Linked DNA regions of Mus musculus: region 1 is linked to region 2. Evidence: chromatin loops called from intact Hi-C (ENCODE). Cell type or tissue: left cerebral cortex. All regions are shown on one strand. Each heading gives the region's core, and the rest is flanking DNA. Links, peaks and the distances in the headings are about the cores only.

Evidence for each region. Peaks named below come from ENCODE experiments on the same cell type or tissue, not always from the same donor. Only the 100,000 strongest peaks of a DNase experiment are listed, where the experiment ranks them.
Region 1: it touches region 2 in a loop (6-fold over the local background); 6 of 42 quality-filtered maps call a loop at or near these places.

Annotation. Positions count from the first base shown.
Region 1 is chr12:36,087,685-36,096,024 of GRCm38, reverse strand. Bzw2 (basic leucine zipper and W2 domains 2) reads left to right here. Exons shown (of 12, transcript NM_025840.3): 11 at 2,936-3,058; 12 at 3,716-4,190. The coding sequence ends at 3,744. It also overlaps the pseudogene Gm5434. Among named protein-coding and RNA genes, the nearest start is that of Tspan13, 49 kb to the right of the region's middle. In left cerebral cortex, for the core only: no CTCF peak of the experiment used is centred there; DNase peaks (open chromatin) are centred at 3,316, 3,846, 4,759, 6,060 and 2 more places; H3K27ac peaks cover 1,733 bases.
Region 2 is chr12:36,038,056-36,046,395 of GRCm38, reverse strand. Tspan13 (tetraspanin 13) reads left to right here and starts at 3,918. Exons shown (of 6, transcript NM_025359.3): 1 at 3,918-4,145. The coding sequence starts at 4,083. In left cerebral cortex, for the core only: CTCF peaks have their summits at 3,896 and 4,544; DNase peaks (open chromatin) are centred at 4,507, 5,149, 5,551, 6,576 and 1 more place; H3K4me3 peaks cover 3,650 bases; H3K27ac peaks cover 3,745 bases.

The DNA.
Region 1 (8,340 bases), core at 261-8,260, 49 kb before region 2:
ATAGCTATTTCTCTAGCCCTCTTAAGCTACCCAGTGCGCCTAACTGTCTCAGGTACTTAGTGGCTTTAGTTCTTTTTGTTATTAATTCCCTAGTGCTAGAAATTTGGTCTTTCAAAAAAATATTCACTAATGATTGGGGTTCTTAGCTTCTCAGACCTCTCCATTGTACTGTTAGGTGATTTTAGCAGACAATATATTTGATACGGTTTTGTCAGTCTTTGGGTATCATTTCCATCCCTGTCACTGACACACTGTAGTACGTGCATGGCTCCTTTTGTCCTCTCTGGGCTGATAAAACAGAAGCAGGTGCTGTGCCTCCAGAAGGCCTGCAAGCACTATCCCTGAGCAGCAGGGAAAGTCGGCTGTCTGGCTCGTTCTGTATAATCTGCATTCATTCATGTGCCGTTTCCATTTATATATTTGTCAATTTCCCATATGTGTTGTGTCTTATGATGTATTTTTTTTATAACACTAGTAGTTCAGGACAGAGAGGGAGGGGCTACACACTGCATATGACTGAGCACAAAAGCTGAAAATTCTTCTATTCTTGGAGGGTTTCATGATCAAAAGGATTTGGAGAAGACGGAAATCTAAATTAGTCGTGTCTTAAAGACAATGGACTATTGTGAGGTTCTTCAAACCCTAATTAGTGTTCTTGAAAAGTTGCTGCAAAGCTGTGTTGAATAGCAACAAGTTACTTCCTAAGGCATAATCAAGGGCTTTTCCCCTCTTTGAATAATGGGCTGGGCCTGGTAGTCCAGGTTATGAGAAACTGAAGACAGAAGCAACAAAAAGGCTGGAGGATTAGAATACTTCTGGGGGGGTCATGACTCTTATATACCAAGGTATCCTGTGTGTATAAATTAATAACTCTAAACAGCTTTAATTTGCAAAGTATAGTACATTAAATGATTGTTTTAAGTGGAACAATGTCTGCTTTCTAAACCAGCCACATGCATTTATTTACTTTGTATGAACGGGTGTTCTGTCTGTATGCCTGTGCACCATGTGGGTGCCTGGTTCCTGTGGAAGCCAGAAGAGGTCATCCTGTCCTCAGGGACTGACATAAGAGATGATTGTTAACTGCCACATGAGTACTGAGAATTGAACCTGGGTCCTCTGAAGATCAGTCAAGGCTTTTAACCACTGGGCCACCTCTCCAATGTCTCCCTTCCTGTTTCTTCAATTTAATCCAAGAGCCCTTTCTAAAAGCTAGTTTTTGCAGTTGTTGGTTTTAAAGTAAAGTAAAACTAAATATTTTTGTTATGAAAATGGTACTGATGTTTTAAATGAATGCTGTCTGTACTCCGTAATTTCTGTGATATCTATCAGTCAAAATTATAATTGCAAACATGTCATTAGAAGGGTGTGTCAATATTACGTTTATCAGTACATGTGATGGATTGGACTCTTCCAGGGGACAAAATCCCAAAAGGCAGCCCTGTAGGACCCCAGCAGAGTATGTAGACTGTCATTTTCATAGTCTCCTTTCCTTAAGTATCCTCAATTCATAGTAATTAATGATAAATTAATGGGGTTCCATTTACAATTTTAGATGATAGATACCTAACACTTTTTTTTGCTGTGTCTTTCTCTAACTGTGATATAGAGAAAGTATTTGAACGACCCTTTCGCAGAGGTTGCATATCAGATATCCTGCATGTCAGATATTTACATTACGATTCATAACAGTAGCAAAACTACAGTTATGAACTAGCAATGAAAATAGATTTTATGGTTAGAGGTCACCACAACAGGAGGAACTGTGTTATAGGGTGGCAGCATTAGGGAGGGTGAGAAGCCCTGAGGTAGATTATCACACTATAGCATGGTGATAATTTAGTGACGGCTAAGGGTGGAAGGGTGGGGGCTGGAGAGATGGCACAATGGTTAAGAGGACTGACTGCTCTTCTAGAGGTCCTGAGGTCAGTTCCCAGCAACCAGATGGTGGCTCACAACCATCTGTAATGGGATCCAATGCCCTCTTCTGGTGTGTCTGAGTCAGCTACAGTGTACTCCGTTTTAACAAAAGCAGTAGAAGGTTGGGTTGTCTAGCGATCCCACCCCTGAAGGTCTTTATCTATGTGCTGGCCTCATCCCTGCTCCCTCCCTCCATCTTGTCTATTCCCCCTCCATTTCTCCTCAACAAAAAGAAAATCTCCTTAAAAGAAATTATAGCCATTTAGTTGTCCCTTCCCTGTTTCATGAGAGCAGGTCCTGTGTGGGCTAGCAGGTCCTGTGTGGGCTACCGTTAGCATTCAGTGAACGCTTGGCATGACTTTGAATCGCTGATTCTTCCGCCTCCACTAACTCCTGGAAATTACATGGATGCACCCATAGCTAAGCTAGCACTATAATTTGGTTTCAGTAGAATTTATTAGGTCATGGTTTTCTAAACTGTTGGAATTGTTGATTCATTTGCCCCCCCCCCCCCCCAAATAAAGATTTCCTTGTCTTAGTACTGACCTGTGTTGCTGGCACTGTATCTTAACTGATGAGGTGACATCATCACCAAAGCGTTTACTAAGCTGATTGTAAGGATACATGTCTAAGCTGCTTAGAAATGAGCTTTGGGGGAGGAGGGGTGTCTAAGAAAGATGCTCTAATGGAGGCCAGAGAGGAAGTGAGGTGTCGTCTACCTCATCTTACCCTGAGCCAGAGGCTCGAGTTTCTCAATGGCTCGGCTAGATTCAGCATGCCACAGCAATCCAGTCTCCCACACACATAGCCTGGGAGCTGGGGTGACAGGCTTATTCTGGACACAGATCCATGCTAAGATCTGAATTCTTGGCCTCATGATTCTACAGAAAATGCAGATACCTCTCCAGAACCGCCTCCACACCCAGAGTTTTGGGGGGTTTTTTTGGTTTTGTTTTTTTTTTTTTAAACATGACATTCCGTATGGTAACTTGGCAACCTTGCTTTCTGACTGCAGCCGACGTTCTGAGCGAAGAGGCGATACTGAAGTGGTATAAAGAAGCACACGCCGCCAAAGGCAAGAGCGTCTTTCTTGACCAGATGAAGAAATTTGTGGAGTGGTTACAAAATGCAGAAGAAGGTAACTTCATGTAACAGCCCTCATGGTCACTAGTCAAATGCTTATTGCTTTATTCTAGGTTTTCTCTCAATCCCCCCCTTCCTCCCTCCCTCCCCCCTTCCTCCCTCCCTCCCCCCCTTCCTCCCTCCCTCCCTCTCTCTGTTCTTAAAATTCTCACTGTGTCTTCATATGCTTCATAGTCTGCCCACATCTCAGTGTTCATTTCTGAAAGCAAGGTAATAACATTTTCAAAAGAAAACTAAAAACAAACTCGGATCATCCACTTGGCCACACAGGCTGGGGTTGGAGGGGGTTTCAGCACCTTTGCCAGGTGCGTCTTGCTGGAGATCGAAGCACAGAATGAAAGGCAGGTCTTTGATGACCCAGCTGATCAAAGGCCATATATACTGTTTAATGATGTACAAGGCCTTACTGCATTGTTAGAAAGCTGGAGTTCACTGGGAAGCAAAAGGTAGGGAGGGTTTTCGATCTGTTCTCATGTGTAACTGTTTTGCCTAACTAATACATGATAAAAGTATCCCATAGCATTGGGCTGTTACCCATAACATATCCCATAGCATTGGGCTGTTACCCATAACATATCCCATAGCATTGGGCTGCTCATTAGAAGTCCACCCATAATCTGACAATGCCTCATTTGTCTTTCTTTTCTCTTAGAATCTGAATCAGAAGGCGAAGAAAGCTAAATGTCTCCAGCACACTGCCTAAAAAAGAAAAAAAAAATTAAAACGCCACACTTTTCGGTTGGGAATGCTGAAGCGTTTGGGGAGGGAAACTTGGCTTCTGTTTGCACCAAGGAAATAAATGATAGGCGAGGCCTCCCCCGCTCCCCGGGGAAGGCATTTTTTTCATTTCTGTTTTGTTTCAATGGAGCCCTGAGGCGTCGGCTACTACACTTGGGACTCTACCTCTCACTGTACGCTAACTAAAGCCATTCAACAAGGGGGTCAGGTAGGAACCTGAAGCTCAAAACTCAGTACACCCCTTTTTTTAGCTGTATTTTCAGGTACTGTGTGAACGCCCCACTGGTGTCTATGTTACAGGGCCACTTCAATAGTTGTGTTTCTTCTGCTCGTGTATGTGATTTGACAAACCAGTTTTTTTAAAATAAACGGCTTTTTAAAAATCCTTGTGTATATGGTCAGAGCGTGTTTTATTTATTAGCATAGTGTGTTGTGGGGTCTGGGAGAACAGGCCTGGGCATGGCGGTCAGAGGGTTCCCATTCTCTTCTCCAGTACTTTTACCTGCTAAGCCATCTCATGGGCCCCCAGAGGTTGGTTGGTTTGTTTAACATTACTTCTTATAAAGGTGTCATCATTTTTTTCCCTATCCAAACATTAAACGGTTACATTTTTTTGGTACAAATTTCAAATCTGTCCCAAAATATACTCACATTAAATAAAATACGCATTTCAGTAAGATCTACTACAGTAAGTGACTGCATTCTGGGAAGTGTCACATTTAGGTTCGGTCAGCGTTCCTGGAAGAAGCTAAGAGAGTGTGCATCCCATCACTGTTTATAGCGGGTTTCTTATTGCCAATCCGCCAGTCACATGGAACAAGTCATTACATCACCTGTGCAGGACACCGATTGTTGGGGGAAAGGAAGCAAGCGCTATCTCCTCAGGGGTGAGTTCGTTACAACTTCGGAGGGATTCCACCAGACAGCCTAGATAGGAGTTTCAGTAAACACGTTAAGGGAAGCAGACACCTCTCTCGAGACCCAGACACACGTTCTTGCTGTATAATGTTCGCCACCTACAGTGGGCAGTCAGGAGGATCTTCTTCAGGACAGCACGGTCGCAGGACTAGGACAATCCCAAGGGGCTGACGGGAAGTATGAGGATGGGGAGGAGGGCTACCTCGAGCTGTTTCACATCAGAGACAACTGTGACAAAGTCCTCAGACCTGCGAGCTCTCCTCTTATCATCTGGCATAGCGTCTGATGTATTCATCCACTTTGTCCCGAAAATCCTCCTTGTCCTGCAAATGATGTTCTGCAGCTTCAATATTCAGTGGATCATAAAAATTCAAAAGATCGGTAAATAAAGAGTTTAACCCCCAAACGACATCCTTTAATGTTCGAGTGGGAGCCCAGCCAGTGCCATCAGCGGAATGTTCTCTTAGTAAACTTAGACATATTTCCCCCGTTTCTGTGATGTTGGGGTGCCAGATTTTAGTCAAGCATTTCACCTTGGGAGGCACCATGTTGTAGGCATCAGGAACTTCAATTTCAAACTGAAAATTTCCACCCTGGTAGTAACCCTCATCTGGGCTTACAGTCAGCTGAAAGCAATGAAGCTTGTTTGGATCAGGAAAATGTACTTTACAGGTCCAAGGTAAATTAGCTTCAAGTTCTGCAACCTCTGTAACAAGCAACTTATCTCTCATGGAAAACCTCCGAGTAGAGTCAGATGTGGACACTGATGTCTGGGATCCTTTGAGATCTTCATCCCACTTCAACTTGCTTGCCAGCGTTAGCATTACTGCCACCTTTCTGAGCACCACGAATCAGGAGAGGTGAGCCGGCACCCAAAACCGTGCCCGGCGAGCAGCGGCACCGAGTTGCGCAGCCCTTCAGAGCCGCACTGGCTCTCGGCGGCGGAACCGGAAGTCTGCATTTCTTATCTATTAAAAACTACTGTGGCTGAGCATGGTCACTCAAACCTATAATCCCAGTATTACAAGGGCTCAGGTGGGAGGATTGCAGCAACATTGAGGCTGGTTTGGGCTACATAATGAGCTTCAGGCTAGCTTCGAGTTAAGTGTAAGACTCTACTTCATTCAACAAATTTAGTTGAGGGAAAAACAACTTTACTCCATTCTTTTATCTTCATGATAAAATAGAAATAACCTCAATATGTGTGTTTACTGCCGGGAACGCCTCGAAGTTACTAACAGCTGTTAAAGAAGTAAACTTACAGTTCTGTTCTGCCTCTGTTTTCCTTGCATAAGCTCCTGGGAGCTTAGAGACGTGTACATGCTAAAGGATCTATTTCTATTTGTATATATTGAGGTGATTTTCATTCTACGCCCCCTCCCTCCAGAGTCCTGTTCTCAGTGGTAGCATTGAAATGCTTCTGACCATTTGGGAAAGTCTGCAGTCTTTACTCTTGAAAACCAGGAGTTCTCTTGCTGTCGAGGCCATGGGAAGGTTGGAGCCGGCTAATGTATTCCACAGACAATTGAAACCAAATGAAATGAGAATGTGTGGCTAATCCTCCCCGACGCCAGGATAAGAAAAGTTGTATAACTGTTGAATAAAGTCAGTTTGTTCACTGATGCTTCAATCACATCACCTAGAAGAACCTAGATCCAAGGGGATGAAAATATATATGTATGCTATAGATCTCATAATTTATTAAGTGGGTTTCCAAATGGTAGCCAGGGCCAAATCACACTTGAGATGTCAAGAAGCCAGTATTCACCTGTGAGGCTGGGTCGTCAACAACTGGAGTCGTTCCAGAGCAGCTGTCTGTCACTGAGGGGTGACAGCAAGTAGTCATTTAGTCTACAAGGTGGATCCAGAATTCCCTGGAGAAATGCCAGCTCTGTCAACAAAGGAATCGGCAGCGGGGTTGGCACAAATCCACTCAGCAGCCTTTTCGAGTCTGAGCTCCTACCAGAAGGTGCCACCCACAATCCGGACAGGGCTTCTCATATCAATCAAGACCAGTCTTCAAATGGGGCTCCCTACTCAGGTGATTTGTCACCACCATTAATAACAGCCTTGGAGATGATACTATTCTCAATGTGATATTCCGAGAGGGAGGGGGAGAGTTGTGTGTGTGTATGGGAGTTTCACCTGCATGTTATCACATGTAGGCAGTACCCATGGAGGGCACAGGTGTTAGATGTCCTGCAACTGGAATCATAGACAGCTTTGAGCCATTTGTAGGTGCTTGTAGTTGAAGCCCAGTCAGTCTGCTGCAAGAGGAACCAATGCTTTTAACTGATAAGTCATCTCAGCTGCTGTGATATTCTTTTTTAACTACATTTACTTAGTGTGTGCCTGTGGATACATGCCTGTGCTGCTCAGATAGAGGTCAGAGGAAAACAGCAGTCAGGCCTCTCCTTTCACCAATGTGGGTCCCAGGGATTGAATTAGGCCACAGGCTTGGTGGCAGGTGTACCCACTGAGCCATCTTGCCCTAGAATCTGATATTTTTAGATTGTCCTTTGGGGGGGGGGGGGGGGGAAATAGCCAGGAAGAAAGTGTTTTTTTCCAGAGCATCAGTTTGCATAAGTCTATTACCTAGCTTCCTTCCCACCTACGTGAAAAAGAGAACTTAAATGATCATCGCATCATAGAGCCTGTATTAATGTGTTTGTTTTAATAGAAAATGTTTTCATTTCAAAACAACATAGTGGCACATGCTACTCTCAGCATTCAAAAGCTGTAGGCAGAAGAATTGTGAATTTGAGGCCAGCCTGGGCTACATGAGAAGAAAGGGCAATAATAATAATAATAATAATAAATTTGGTCAACATATTTGACAAGTGTTAACTGCTAGTTAGGATTCGTAGCAGGCATGCTTCATAAACAGTAAATTAAAATTGTTTCTCCAATACACGGATTTTAAAAACATTTTGGATATAGCAAAGATAAAATATTACATATTATACTCAATTTACCACATAATAATTTATGTTGACTTTGATACATTGCATATAAGATGTTTCACATTTAATTTTGTGTCAGTATTTTAAAAAGTTTTCCTTTCATGTTAGGGTAATATGAGTAAAACTTTGAGGGCCACTAAAGTGCAGTACATTTGACTCTCCCTTTCAAAAGCAGTAAAAAAACAGAAAACGGGCAGTTTTCTGAGGTCTTCGAGTTGATGAGCAATGGCCAAGATGGTACTTCATCTCCCATCTGTATCATCTCACATCTATTGCTGCTTTGTTTGTTTTTTCTTTTTTACAATTTATTTAATCCTTTACTTAATGTGCATTGGTGTTTTGCCTGCATTCATGTTTGTAAAGGCATCGGATCCTCTGGAACAGGAGTTACAGGCTGTTCTAAGCTGCCACGTGGATGCTAGGAATTGAACCCGGATCCTCTGTAAGAGCAACCAGTGCTCTTAATTGCTAAGCCATCTCATCAGCTCCAGATTCTTTTTTGTTTTTCATTTGTTTGTTTGGTTTTAATCCTGAAAATAACTTCATACAGTTCAAGCAAAAGTTAAAGAAAAAAAATCCTGAGTTCACTTGATGTGGGCTACTCTTGGCATGAACAAAGCCCCTACCACAAAAGATAAATAAGAACACGCAGCACTTC
Region 2 (8,340 bases), core at 123-8,122:
TCTATCGGAAACGTACACACTGAGAGGTCAATGTGACATCATGCCCACTTAAGGAAACGACAGTTGCAGTGCCTCTCCCCCTTCTCGGGCCCAGGAGCTCCACAGCCTTACTTGTGATCAGATAAATAACACTAGTCCTATATTCTCTCCTATAGAAAGCAGGGCCACAACCCAACAGAAAACAGTTGTTTTCTTCCACAACAGTCTTGTCACTATTCTATCAGTGGGTACACTGTCCACCTTGTCTGGCAGGTTGGTTACATAGCTCACAGGGATCACAGCTGGATAAGATGGTTTGTGGCTTTTTTTCCCCCCAGCAATCTGTGTAGCACTTTCTGACTCTATCAAAGCTCTCTAGAGGAGAGGAAGTTCTCTGGTCAGTTGATCTTGAGTTTTTTTATTCCCTGTAACCAAAGTTTTTTACTCTTTTTATAATGCTATCAAGGTACAATAATGGGGTTTTTTAAAATCCCATCGATATTATCTAACCTGAATCACCTCCCAAAGGTGAAGTCAGATTATGTTCCCATCTTCTTAAGTAACTCACAATGGGAAATAATTTTCAGTCCAGGGCGTCTTGGGGAGACACTAAACTGTATTCAACTCATAGCTGCCTTGGCAGATCTTAGAACTGTGTTACACTCAGACTTTCTTTCTCTCGTTGTGACCTTTCTGCCCCTTCCCTCTTTGTTCCTCTCCCCACCCTTGCACAGGTACACTTGCGTGCTGGCTGCTGGTCTAGCATTCCCAGACTCCTATTTCTTCCTGAGTCCCACTCTGAGGTTTTCCTCTCCGATTAACCTCTTTCACCTTTAACCCAGCCTTGGCAGGCAAACTCTTGGAAGATCTGGAAAGACTCACAAGAATTTGTCTTTGCTGCGGCTCAGAATGACATCCCAAGCAGCTGATGGTTGTGGCCCATGTCTGTATTTTGCAACACCTGGAAGCTGAGGCAGGAGGATGCAATTTGATGTTAGCTTGGGCTATATAAGTAGATATCTTTGTCTCAGAAAAAAAATAACAATAACAACAAATGCTACAGAGAGAGAAAGAACAAAGAGCGAGTGGAGCAAGGGAAGATAGCGAGGAATGAAAGGGAGCAGGAAAGGGACAAAAGAACAGGGTTGGGGTGTAGAAGTGGATTGAACAGTCTCCTCCATCGACTGGGTAGGAGGCAATCAGCACATCACTTCCTTACTAGTCTACCGAGGGTAGCATAAAGATCCAGTTCATTTATTTCTTCATGAAAGAATCATGTATTTCATACCAAAACACTTTTTATGAAGCCTGCCTTCCTATGTCAGTTAACAACTCAGCCCATGTAATAGACACCAGTTTAAAGCAGTGGACAATGATTGAAGCCATGCTTTTATTTTGCCTGTGCACATGGACATGTGAGTATGCATTCATGACTGTGTGATAAAGCATGCATGCATGCAGGTGTTCAAGCACAGGTGTGCGTGCATGAGGAGGCAAGGAGACAACCTGAGGTATCTATGATTCGTCAGGCACTTCCCCCCTACTTTACAACACAGTCATGGTGGCCTAAGAGCTTGCTGCATAGGCCAGACTGGGCAGCTAGTGAGCCCCAGGAAGCTATCTGCCTGTCTCTACCTCCTCAGCACTGGATGTCTTTCCTTTTGATACTTCAAAAGATTTTCTTTTGATTCATGCTATTTTTGGTGATGTGAATATATGTGCACTTGAGTGCAGGTGTGCACTGAAGCCAGAGTGGTGGGATCCCCTGGAATTGTGAGTTCTGGGAGTCCGATCCTGTCTTCCTTTCTTCCTTTCTTCCTTTCTTTCTTTCTTTCTTTCTTTCTTTCTTTCTTTCTTTCTTTCTTTCTCTTTCTTTCTTTCTTTCTTTCTCTTTCTTTCTTTCTTTCTTTCTTTCTTTCTTTCTTTCTTTCTCTTTCTTTCTCTTTCTTTCTTTCTTTCTTTCTTTCTTTCTTTCTTTCTTTCTTTCTTAGATAGATTCTGTTATTCCATCTAGGCTAGTCTTCAACTCATAATTCTCCTGCCTCTGCTTTCCCAGGGTTGAGATTATAGCTATATGCTATCAAGCTTGACTTCCAAATACAATTCTCTTGCCCACCCAAATCTTTCAGAATGTTTAAAATACACGAAGTATGTAGAAAAGAAAAGCTTGAGACTGAAGTAGTTACTTCCACCCTGAAAACTGCTTACGCTTTATTTGGATAGGATATTGGTGTTGGAGTCTCAGATTTTCTTGTTGACACTTCTTTGTAAACTGCTTAGTTTAGTTTTATTTATATAGTTTAAAACAGAGTCTCCCTATGCAGTGTTGACTGACCTGAAACTCACAGAGATCTGCTTGCCTCTGCCTCCAGAGTACTGAAATTTAAGACGTGCACCACCATGTAAGTATTAAAATTCTGGATTTTAAAAAGAAAAGTAGAGCAGTATAGTTTGGAGTGCAGAGTTATTTCCCATACTAATTTTTAAAAATGTTTCTGGGAATACATACAAGATTGATAAGGATTGCAAGAGACGTAAAATCCATGAGTGTTTATTTGCATGGTGAGTTCTAAAGGAAGTACAAATAGGCTGGAGTATTTGAAGAGAAGGTATTTAATTAACTTGTTTAAGTCAATGATTTTTATGTTTGTTTTTTTTGGGTTTTTTTTTTGTTTTGTTTTGTTTTTGTTTTTTGACATACATTCACCTAACCGTGAGAAGTTTTAGGCTCAAAATGTACAGTAAATTTGAAAATCGCTTTTTAAAAGATCTATTTTACTATTTTACGAGTGTTTTGCCTGCATGTGTGTACCATGTGCATGCTTGATGCCCACTAAGGTCAGAGGAGGGCACTGGATCCCCAGGACTGGAGAGACAGGTGTTGTGAGTGCCATTTGGGTGTTGGGGTCCTCTGTAAAAGCAATAAGTGCCATAACAGCTGAGCCAACTCTTAAGGCCCTTAAAAATCTCTTTATAAAACCTATTGGTAGAATTTCTTTTGATAGAAAATACCAAATAGAAAATACCAAGCCTTTACTGCCGCTTAACAGTTGGAACCCAGTAGTGAGTGCCTTAAAACCATCAGGCGCACTGGTGCATCTGATAGGACACTTTATTCTATGCAAGGGGGTCTGTCAAATAGTGCATGATATACTTCTAATAATCTAGTTAGAGGTTAGGAATCAGGATGAAGATGCAGCAAACAAAAGTGATGATAAATTAATTGAATCTGTTATCGAAAGGCTTCCTAGCTTGTATTTATGCAAAAATAGGCCCCTAAAACCCAGGATCCCACTACAAGAATAAAGACTCCTGATTTATTTTGCACATATGTATTCATAAGGTTTATTAGTATTTCAAAAATCCCTGTAGATTAAGTCCTCTTGATCTGAAATCTGTCACAATTACAGGTTACCTTTCTTACCTATGTCGAGAGAAATTAGTTTTTATTTGCTCTTTTTAGTCTTTCACTGATGTTTTTCCTTTCATTGCCCCCTTCCCTGTTCTCTGTAAATCTTTCATTCTTGTCGTCTTTCTTTCATTCAAACGAGGCCAGGTGCTTCGATTTGTTTTATCATCTCATTCAAAATGGTGCCACGTCACCCACAGGGCAAGAATGGAGAGAGGTGCTGTCATTTCTCCTGCCAGCGTGGAGCCCCGCCCTCTGCTGTTCACCTGGGAGGGGGGAAATTATACAGAGGCCACAGTCTCGTGAGCCAGAGGCCGGCTCCCTCCAGACAGTCTCGGGGCCCCCTCCTCCTCCTCCTCCTTCTCCTCCGCTGAGCTGCCCCGCCTCTCCCGGACCCCAGAGCGCATTGATTTGCATATCTCTACCTTTGTTCCCTAGCAGTGGCCAATCAGAGTGCAGGGCGAGACGAGGCGGCGGGGCGGGGCGCGCGATCGGCGGATCCGCTGCGGCCGCAGGTTGCAGAGCGGGTGGGAGCCGCTGCGGGCGCGGCACTGCAGCCCTGATCCTGAACCCCGAACCCGAGCCCCGAGCCTAGCCCGGGCCACAGGCTCAGGAGGCCAGGATCCAGAAGCTACTCGCCCAGCCCGGCGGAAGACGCCTCGACCCGCAGGCACCCGCTAGCCCACGCGCCACGATGGTGTGCGGGGGCTTCTCGTGCTCCAAGAACTGCCTGTGCGCGCTCAACCTGCTGTATACCGTGAGTAGCCCGCGCCCGGTGGCACCTGCGGGGGCCGTCGGCCTCCTCCCCGCCTGAGTATTCGCCTGCGCCCCATCCCGCGCCCCTTGCGGGCTTCCCACGCCCCAGTTTCGCCTGCAGCCCCCGCCCGGGACCCCGAGCCTGCTTGTCGCAGTCTCCGCCCGTCCTTCATTGTGGCGCTCGCCCCTCGCCCTGCTCTCTGCAGCCCTTCACTTTCGCGTTCCTTCCCACTCTCCCCATTCTTTCATCCATCCCCAGGTTTCCATCTCAATCCCTCTAGCCGCACGCTTTCGGCTGGCCATCCCATCTGGAGGTTCGGAGGCTGGAGAGCAGCCCGGGCTTAGGGGACAGGTTTGCGGGATAGTGGGGCCTGGGATGGACCAGGCGGCCTGTGGATGGCGCGCTTCTGGCACAGCTCTAAAAGCTGCCTTTTGAATGGAGGCCATAGAGCAGGTTCACAGGATATCCGTGGCTTCCGAAGTTTGTTTCGTGCTTACATAAAGTCTCTTTGTTGATGTTTCTGCCCGTGAGGTATTCGCCTGATGCTTTTCCCATGCCATCTTCCTTCCCCTTTATCAATATTCTAGCTCCATTTTTGGCGAAGTCCTTCAGTATATAGTCCTCCACCCAAGTCGTTTTTATTTTTTTATTTATTTTTTCCTCCCTACGTATCAGCATATGCCTTCCAGCTTTAACATGGAAAACTCAGTTTGATTTTTTTTTTTTTTGAGGCATAATTGTGGCTGGACAGCAGGAAGTTGAGGTGATGTTTATTGAAAACCTTCACCACCCCAGCCTTTTCATTTGTCAATTTGTTATCTATCTGTGGCAAGCGCAGTTGTCTAAATTTTATAACGGTAAAGACCAAAAAAGGCTTTACTAAGTTTTCATAACTGGTAGTTGGAGAGTCTGGACTGGAACCAAGCTGTGGAATCTAGACCTTTCCACAAGCTGCCTCTCCTGCGTGGAAGAAACTTCCTTTCGGTCATCTCATTCCATCGGAGACTTGTTCTCTTCTATAAATACATCTGGTGCTTGCAGCACCCACCCTGAAAACAAACCCAGTTTCCCTGCATTAGCAGAGCCAGGCCATCTGGGCCAGCTTAGGTTACATCTATGGACAAGAGAGGCCGCTTGTGGTTGACAAGCAGAGACACCAGGTCACGGGTCATTTTACCTTTTTTTTTTTTTTCTGGTGTGTGTCTGAAAATGATGGCAAAGCTTTGACATAGGCACCGATGGTGTATATATTTTTCTGGCTAGTTCCTGGGAATCCAGTCAACATGCTCACAAATGGTACACTTGGCAGAAAAATTCTAGAATACATGGTGGCGAAACAGCTCCTGTCACTGGAAATCCATGTCAAGTTTCATATTAAGTTCACCTGTGCGGTGTGAGGCATGCTTACCACATTGCTATATTGTAAATTCCTATCCGTTCTTGAACAATTTCTCTTATTAACATGAATGGTCTGCTTAGAACGTCACATTCTATTTTGTGCCTGAGTCCCCCTCCCCCCCTCAGTGATTCAGTCATCTGTTTACCTGATTCTCCATCTTACAGTGTCTGCTTACACACAGTGCAGGGTACAGTGGCTGCTTCTGTGCCTCTTCGGCTATCTGTAGACATCAATGTGCAATATATACATTTAAAAAAAAAAGAACCTTTTTTCTTTTTTCAAATCAAGTAATACTGCTTTTAAGGTATATTATTTCCAGCAGTATTTACAGCGTGTCGTGAAAGCCAGGAGAAAGAAAAGTTGACCCTAAAGGCATATGTTAAGATTATTTAATATCTGCCCTAAATTATTGACTTCCAAAGTGTGTGTTATTGATTTTTTATCAGGTATGCAGTGAAAATTAATTGGAAATTCATGGGAATATAAATATGGCTAGCCATTCAAAGTCCTAGACTGTTTTAGACAAAGGGAAAAGAAGTTATTGTCTAAACATTTCCTCCTAAGCATTGCAAATAGGCAAAGTGACTATGACAGCGAGGTGAACAGAAGGAAAGGGTAGACTTGATTTTTAACATCTAGCTAAACATAAACACCTGTGTCTTCTTCCCTGTCTCTCCCTCAACATTTGAAGATGAAAAAAAAAAAAGTGTGATTTCTACCAGGGTTGAATTTGGCGATTAGGAGGTATTTTTTTTTTAGGACGGGAATAAAAAGATCCTCTGTAGGTTCTACTCTGGCCCTGGTAAGTGCTTGTGTTCTGCTCAGTGCTGCAGTGATAAAGATGAGGTCATTTCTGCAAGTGTTAGAACCAGGGTAGCTGGCGGGAAGGCCCATGCATGCCTGTGTCAGACTTCACCGCTGTTGCTTTGAAGCATTTTCTGAGAACTCGGGGGCACTCTCAGCCAAGCTGTGTGCCCTCAAGTGAGCCAGACAGTTCTCAGTGTGACCAGTCTAGAAGTAGAAAGCAGGTCCCTCAAACACGATGGGAGGAACATCCCTGAATTTGTCTTGGGAATCCAGTGACTGTAGAGCGGTTAATGGTGGATTTTTCTTTTCTGCCATGCGTCTTTTAACTGAGGGAATCGCAGTACTGACATAACCGTGGGTTAATGTACTGTGTGTAAACAATCTGTACACGCAGATGAAAAGGGGAAGTAGAATTGGTGTGTCATAAGGAACAGAGCCACTTGCTTCAGAGCTTCCTATATTTAAAGATGATGAGTTTCTTCAGTCAACAGTGTTAGTTGGTTTGTGATGACATGAGTCTCAACCTGGAAATGCAAGAGCAAACCAAACTGGACTCTAAAGTGAGTATGTTTGATGAGGCCGCTTCTCATTTATTGCATATGGTCTTGAGGACTGTATTTTACCAGTAAACTTTTGTTTATCTTCTACGCTACTGAAATCCATGGGGGAATGAGTATATATATATATATATATATATATATATATGCTATTTTTGGCCCAGTATGAAGGATCTAGTTGGGAATATTAAATGATGTGTAAAGGCTTAGACACCATAAAATTTAGGACTGAGAAAAAACTTTCTGAGTTAGGAATAAAGAAGGGATGTTTGAATTGAGGAGGTTTGAAGAGATAGTTTCCAAGTCTCTTTCATATCTTTAGGACACAAATATAAATTAAAATTAGTTTGGGAAATTAACTACTTCATTTATTTATTTTTAGACAGGGTCTTGCCTAGCCTGACCTTGAACTCAACTATGTAGCCCAGGCTGCCCAAAAAATTGGAATCTAGTTGGGCGTGGTGGCGCACGCCTTTAATCCCAGCACTCAGGGGGAGGGGGGGAGCAGAGGCAGGCGGATTTCTGAGTTCGAGGCCAGCCTGGTCTACAGAGTGAGTTCCAGGACAGCCAGGGCTATACAGAGAAACCCTGTCTCAAAAAGCCAAACAACAACAACAAAAAACAAAAAAATTTGGAATCTTCCTGCCTTGGCTTCTGTTTTTCTTTCAATTATTTAGCGGTCAAATACATAAGTTCTTATTACACAGAATTCCAAAATTTCAAGGGTAAAAGGATACGTTTTACTTTCAGTTATGAGACAGAATTATCATATATCTCAAATTCAAATTAGTAGCGTTTTAAAACTGTCTCCAGATTTCATAGGAAGAGTTAGGGAAGGTTTCAGATGTTTAACTATGTTGCCAGCCATTCAGATTTTCATTGAAAACTGAAATTTCAGAATCATCTGTATCTAAAGTCCCTGATGCTTCATTTACAAGCAATCTCAGAAATAGTCGCTCCAATGCTTCTTGTATTTGAGATCACTGACTCAGTTTCCTAAGCACCAGGATGACAGAAATCTGCCACCATGCTTTATAACATGTTATATTTTTACGTTAATATGCTTATTTATGTGTATGACGATTTATATACAAATATGTCTGTGCACTGTAAGAACTTAGTGCTAGAAGAGGAATGGGGTCCCTTGGAACTGCAGTTACAGACGGTTGTGAGTCACCGCGTTAGATGCTGGGAGTTGAACCTGGATCCTCTGAAAGAGTAGCCATAGCCTTCAACTACTAAACCATCTCCCCAGCCTCTGGAAATGTTTTAAGTCAAAGTACTTTCATAAATGTTAAAAATATAGTGAAAACTATGCTGTTATTTATGGGAAATAATACAAAATGAAATAAACATGCTAAAATATGCAACCTTTTGAAAATTTACTTTTTCGTTCTGGTACCAGCAACTAATGTCAGGGCTTTACTCTTGT